Regions from separate parts of the Homo sapiens genome. Here region 1 is linked to region 2. A link is a loop called in an ENCODE intact Hi-C map of the cell type or tissue named here. Cell type or tissue: ovary. All regions are shown on one strand. Links, peaks and the distances in the headings refer to the core of each region. The heading gives the core; the rest is flanking DNA.

Region 1 (2,908 bases), core at 252-2,751, 49 kb before region 2:
AGCCTGTGCTCAGGTGGAGGGGATTATACAAGGTCAGGAATACCAGGAGGCAGGATTGCTGCAGGCTATTTTAGAGACTGCCTAGTGTGGGTCTGTTAGCAACACATTTCCTTAGTTTTCATTTGTTTCAACAGCCTTTTATTTAACCTTCAGTTTTGAAAGATATTTCCCTAGGTAAGAATTCCAACTTAGCAGTTATTTTCTTTTGATACTCTGAAGATGACATTCCATTATCTTCTGGCTTTCAGATTTGTGGAAAAAAATCTATCTTTCTGTTGTTTCTTTAAATAAAATGTGCTTTTTTCCTCTGGATTCTTTCAAGGTTTTCTTATCGTCTTTGGTTTACAGCAGTTTTATGATGTACCTAGGAACGATGTCCTTTATGTGTAGATTTTCTTTTTTGAATCTGTGGTAAGATATTTTTTATCAGTTTTAGAAAAGTTCTTGGTTATGATCTCTTCAGATATTGCCTCTGCCCCTTTCTGTCTTTATTTTCCTCCTGGGCCTTAAATTTCACAGGTTAGAGCCTTTCATCATCTTCCATGCATCTCTTATATGCTTTTCTATATTATCTGTCTTTGTCCTTCAGTCTGCCCATTTCCTTTTGACCTATTTTCAAATTAACTTATTCTCTTTTCTGTTATGTCTAATCTGCTATTAATCCTATCCATTGAGCTTTTAACATTAATTATTGCATTTTTTACTTTTAGAATTTCTGTTTTATCTTCAGTGTCAATTACTTTTTTTAACGCAACTATCTCATCTTCTAATGTCTCATGAATCATACTTATTTTAAAGTTCATGTCTGATAACTCCCAAATCAAGGCCACCCATGGATCTGTTTCTCTTGTTTGTTTTTTCCCCCATACAGGCATACGGTCCTGTCTCTTTTCTTGCTGGGTTATTTTTGATTAAGTGCTGGACATTGTGTATGAAATATTGTAGAAGCTCTGTTTAATGTTATCTTACTTTTTATAGGATTTAGTGTTATTTTGGTGGACAGTTGGTGTAGGGACAGGTCACCTTTTTCCAATCACAGTTGGATGTAGTTCAAATCTAAGTTTATGTCTTTGTGAATACTGATATATCACCAGTTTTCCCCTAATCCTAGAGCCTAACTTTCCAAGGGACCAGCTGAGAGTCTAAGGTATTTGCTGAGGGTTCTGTTCCTTCGAGGGCCCTAAATTCTAGGTGTTTTCTCCCTAGCACTGAGAAACTGGCAAAGAGTATGCTTAGTTTGTTTTTCTTTCCAAAATAGGTTTATTCAGGTATATTTTACATAACATAAAATTCACCCTATTCAAGTATGAGTATGCAATTCAATAATTTTTGGCAAATTTACCAAATGGTATAATCATAATCATAAATCAGCTTTAGAAAGTTTTCATCACCCCAATAAGACTTCTTATGCTCATTTATCGTTAATACCCTTTCATACCCTCCACCCCAGGAAACCACTAATCTGCTTTCTCTCTATAGATTTGCCTTTTCTGGATGTTTCATGTAAATGGAATCATATGGAATCATACATTATGTGGTCTCTTGTGTCTGGCTTCTTTCATTTAGCATAATGTTTTTGAGGTTCATTTATGATAGGCTATGTGTCAGTAGTTAATTCTTACCAAGGTACAGTATTTTTTTCTGGAATAAATGCTTTTCAGGTTGTTGCAATACTTTGGTTAATCTGTAGAGCTCTGAAAAAGAATATTTTGATACTTTTTCTAGTAATTTCTTTGCTTTTAAGGAAAACTGGATTTATGGAGGTTCTCACTCCACCATTCCAGAAGTCCTGGCCTTATAATTAATTTTTGTTCATTGATCCTGTGCCTTGTCAAATTCACTTATCGGTTCTTGCAGCTTTTTAAATAAATTCTGTAGAATTTTCTAAGCACAAAATAATATCCTCTGTGAATACAGACAATATTACCTCATGATGTAGTCTGGCTCTGTGTCCCCACCCAAATTTAGTCTTGAATTGTAATCCGAATTGTAATCCCCACATGTTGGGGGAGGGATCTTGTGGGGGGGTGATTAGATCATGGGGGTGGTGCCCCCATGCTGTTCTCATGATAGTGGGTGAGTTCTCACAAGATATGATGGTTTTATAAGGGGCTTTTCCCCCTTTCACTCTGCACTTCTCTCTCCCTGCCACCATGTGAAGAAGGACATGTTGGCTTCCCTTTCTGCCATGATTGTAAGTTTCCTGAGGCCTCCCCAGCCATGTTAAACTATGAGTCAATTAAGCCTCTTTCCTTTATAAGTTACCCAGTCTTGGGCAGTTCTCTACAGCAGCATGAGAACAGACCAATACACCTCTTCTTTCCAATATGTATACCTTTATTTCTTTTTCTTGCCTTTATCCGCTAGTTAAACCTCCAGTACAATGTCAAATAGCAGTGGTGAGAATGGATGTCCTTAACATAGTCCTGAATTTAGAGAGAAAGTCCACTGTCTTTCACAGAAATATGGTATTAACTATAGGGTAGCTTTGGTGGTTGTTGGTGATGATGCTCTTTATTATGTTGAGAAAGTTAACTTCTTTTTTTTTTAGTTTTTATTTTAGAGAAAGTTAACTTCAATTTCTAGTTTTCTTAGAGTACTTTCACAAACAGGCATTGCATTTTGTCAAATATACTTTCTGCATTTATTGAGGTGATCAAATTGTTCATCACCTCTATTCTGCTATTATAGTAAATTATATTGTTTGATTTAAAAAATCTTAAGCCAAAATTGCATAAGCACAGTTAGCTATGGTATAGTATCCTTTATATAAATTGGCAGGTTCAATTTGCTAATGCTTTGTTAAGGAATTTTGTGTTTATGTTCATTTGAGATGTTGGTCTGTGTTTTTCTTTTCTGGTTTGGGTATCAGGATGATTTTGGTCTCATCAAATAAATTTTGAAATGT
Region 2 (2,908 bases), core at 325-2,824:
ACGATCCCCCACAGGCCCCCCTGGTCCCTGCGCCCAGCCTGTCTTCCCTGGCCTGGGGACTGACCTCGGCTGGGGAGCCCACCTGGAAGTGAGTGGCCGTGTCCCCGCTGGGTGGGGAGGGACTGAAACCAGAGGGAGCTGAACCCCCAGGAGGAGAGGTTGGTCACTCAGCGGCCCTGGTGCCAGAGGTGAAGTGAGGGTGTTCACAGAGGACACCCCAAGGAGAAGATTTCAAAGACAGAGCTGCTCTGGGGGACGCCAGATCTGGGGTGGAAGCCCTGAGTGTGCGCAGGTGCCCAAGAAAGGGCTCCAGCTGCAGCAAAGAGACGGTCAGAAGCTGAAGGCCCAGGGACAGCTGTGCAGCCCCCGGGAGACTCGCTCAGATGCAGGCCACGGGGACCAGGGACATGCAGAGGGTCCTGGGAGAGGCTGGAGGGAGGATGGAGGGGGCCTCGCTCAGATGCAGGCCGCGAGGACCAGGGACACGCAGAGGGTCCTGGGAAGGGCTGGAGGGAGGGTGGAGGGCGGGACGTGGCTGGCTCGCGGGTGGCAGCGGTGGGGTGTGGTGAGGCCTACCATGCTGGTAACTGTTTACCCACTGGCCCTGAGGAAGAGCACCTGGGATTCGTCGCGAGTGCTGATTCCAGCTGGGAACACACCACCTCAGGAAGCTCCTGAACGCTGCAGTGGTGTTTCCACCGCGCAGATGCAGAGGCAGAAGGCACCTTTGTGACCATGGTATTTAACTTAATGTATTTAATTGTAAGTTTATGTAATTTTAAAAATAACATCTGTAGCCCGGGTGCGGTGGCTCACGCCTGTAATCCCAGCACTTTGGGAGGCTGAGGCTGACAGATCACCTGAGGTCAGGAGTTTGAGACCAGCCTGGCCAACTTGGCGAAACCCCGTCTCTACTAAAAATACAAAAACTAGCTGGGCGTGGTGGCCACCTGCAATCCCAGCTACCCAGGAGGCTGAGGCAGGAGAATCGCTGGAACCCGGGAGGCCAAGGCTGCAGTGAGCTGAGATCGTGCCACTGCACTCCAGCCTGGGTGACAGAGCAAGACTCTGTCTCAAATAAATAAATAACATCTGTGTTTAGCAACTGGCTCTCAAAGTTCTTGACAAGGAGACTTCGTGAGCGCTCAGGGTCTGGCGGGGTGTGGGTGAGGCAGAAGGAGCTGTGTGGTGGGGTGTGTCGGGGGCGCCTGGGTTGCCGGGCAGAGTCCCTGGAGGTGCAGTCAGTGGACATGAGGGGCCTGCAGGAAAAGGCGGTGGTGCGGGCCCAGGCCCTGCTGTACTGTGTGTGGACTCACCGGGTCCTTGGGGGGCATCCGGGCAGCCGGCTTCCCCGTGACTCACAGGCTGGCTACGCCAACGCCAGGATGTTTCCCTGGAGCCCCTCCCCGCTCTCCTCACAGAGCCAGGTCAGTGCGGGGGTGCAGACGGCTTCTACCAGGAAGCCGTGGGTCTGCGTGGGTGAAGCCTCCAAGGACACTTCTCTGTTTCAGGGTTGCCTGGGAACAAGCTCTCCGGCTCCCAGTGAGACCCTGATGTGGTGCGGCCTGGGTTGCAGCGCAGGCTCCTCTTCTGGTTCCAGCAGCCGCCAGAGGCCCCAGTGACGCCACAGGCCACACGCTGACCAGCAGCCTCGTCACTCACTCATTTTTCCAACAAGTCTTTGCCAAGAGGCAGCCGGGTGCCCACCTGGCACAAAGGCCTTTCCTCTTGGGGCATGGACTGGGTATATTTCGGGGCAGGAGAGAAGAGCTTTTGACAGCAAAACTCAAGGTCTGACGGCTGCTCAGAACACCGCCCAAATAGCGGCCCGAACACTCCAGGTGCCGTGAGCAGCATCGGGCTCGCCCGGCAAAGCCCCGCACGTCCTCCCACGTCCTCCCACGGGCTCCGTGTTTGATCACTGTGGTCCAAAACACTTGCTCCAGGCTCTTCTCTCACTCTGCCTCCATCCAGTCCCGGGAAAGGCACTCTGTGGTCGTGAGAAGCCAGGCATGGGGCATGAATCCCGTCCTGGGTGCAGCCGTGGGGCCTGGCCGGGCTCTTGGCCATCCCGAGATGCAGCTTCTGCAGGCCTGCAGGCTGAACGAAACACGGAGCGTCACTCTGTGAATACATGAAATAACAAAGAAGGATTTGGAGACAGAATTGACGATGGCACCTTGACAATGGGAGTTAATGTCTTAACTTAGGATGCCTTTCAGTTCGGGTTTCAGGTGACCTGGTTGAGAGGTGCTGCCCCGTCCCCCACACACCTTGGGAAGCCCTGAGCCCTGCTGGTGGGGACAGGCCAGGTGCAGCCCCCAACCCCCAGGCCCTTCTGGGCTGGACTGGCTCAGCCATCTGGAAGGCACCCGTGTGTCTCTGTGTGGACTGTGACCCCTCTGGGTGCATCCTCCAGGCAGAAGCCCAGCTCCCACCACTTCCTCCAGATAGCCGTAGGGCCTCTGCCTGGATAGGGTGTCCCCTGTGCCCCACACGACCCCAGAGGTCAAAGCCAGGCCTGGACGGAGAGGGAAGGCGTGGGACTCAGCCCTGATGGGCAGGGTTTTCTGGAGAATAAAGTGGGTGAAGGGACCCTCAGCAGGGTGTGGACGGCGGCTCACCCAGGATCACAACTTAGGGTGGATCATGTCTCACCGCGTCCCTTCCAAACGGGATTCTGTTGGTGAAAGCTGCACCCCCAGCATTCAGCTTTTTTCATGACAAGCCCCGAAGCCGCGTGTGTGGAGGGCGCCTCGTGTTCTGCCCGAAGCCGCGTGTGTGGAGGGCGTGTTCTGCCCGTGTGGGCGCCACGTGCCTGGGAGACAGTCCGAGTGGCAGTGGACGCCTGGCCGGGTCAGTTCACGCCGACAGGGAGACCCGTTCCCTCGGTCGTGGCATCAGCACG

The links. A loop is a pair of places that touch in the nucleus more often than their neighbours do. Peaks named below come from ENCODE experiments on the same cell type or tissue, not always from the same donor. Only the 100,000 strongest peaks of a DNase experiment are listed, where the experiment ranks them.
Region 1: a loop joins it to region 2, with 6 times the contacts of the local background. A loop is called at or near these places in 11 of 110 quality-filtered maps.

What each region holds. Positions count from the first base shown.
Region 1 is chr21:46,086,398-46,089,305 of GRCh38, reverse strand. No RefSeq gene overlaps it. Among named protein-coding and RNA genes, the nearest start is that of COL6A2-DT, 9.8 kb to the left of the region's middle. In ovary, for the core only: no CTCF peak of the experiment used is centred there; no DNase peak of the experiment used is centred there.
Region 2 is chr21:46,037,649-46,040,556 of GRCh38, reverse strand. It overlaps LOC105372842 (proline-rich protein 36-like), which reads right to left. Exons shown (of 3, transcript XR_001755088.2): 2 at 2,659-2,908; 3 at 1,024-2,124. Among named protein-coding and RNA genes, the nearest start is that of COL6A1, 57 kb to the right of the region's middle. RefSeq lists an enhancer at 1,030-1,672. In ovary, for the core only: no CTCF peak of the experiment used is centred there; a DNase peak (open chromatin) is centred at 1,416; H3K27ac peaks cover 2,500 bases.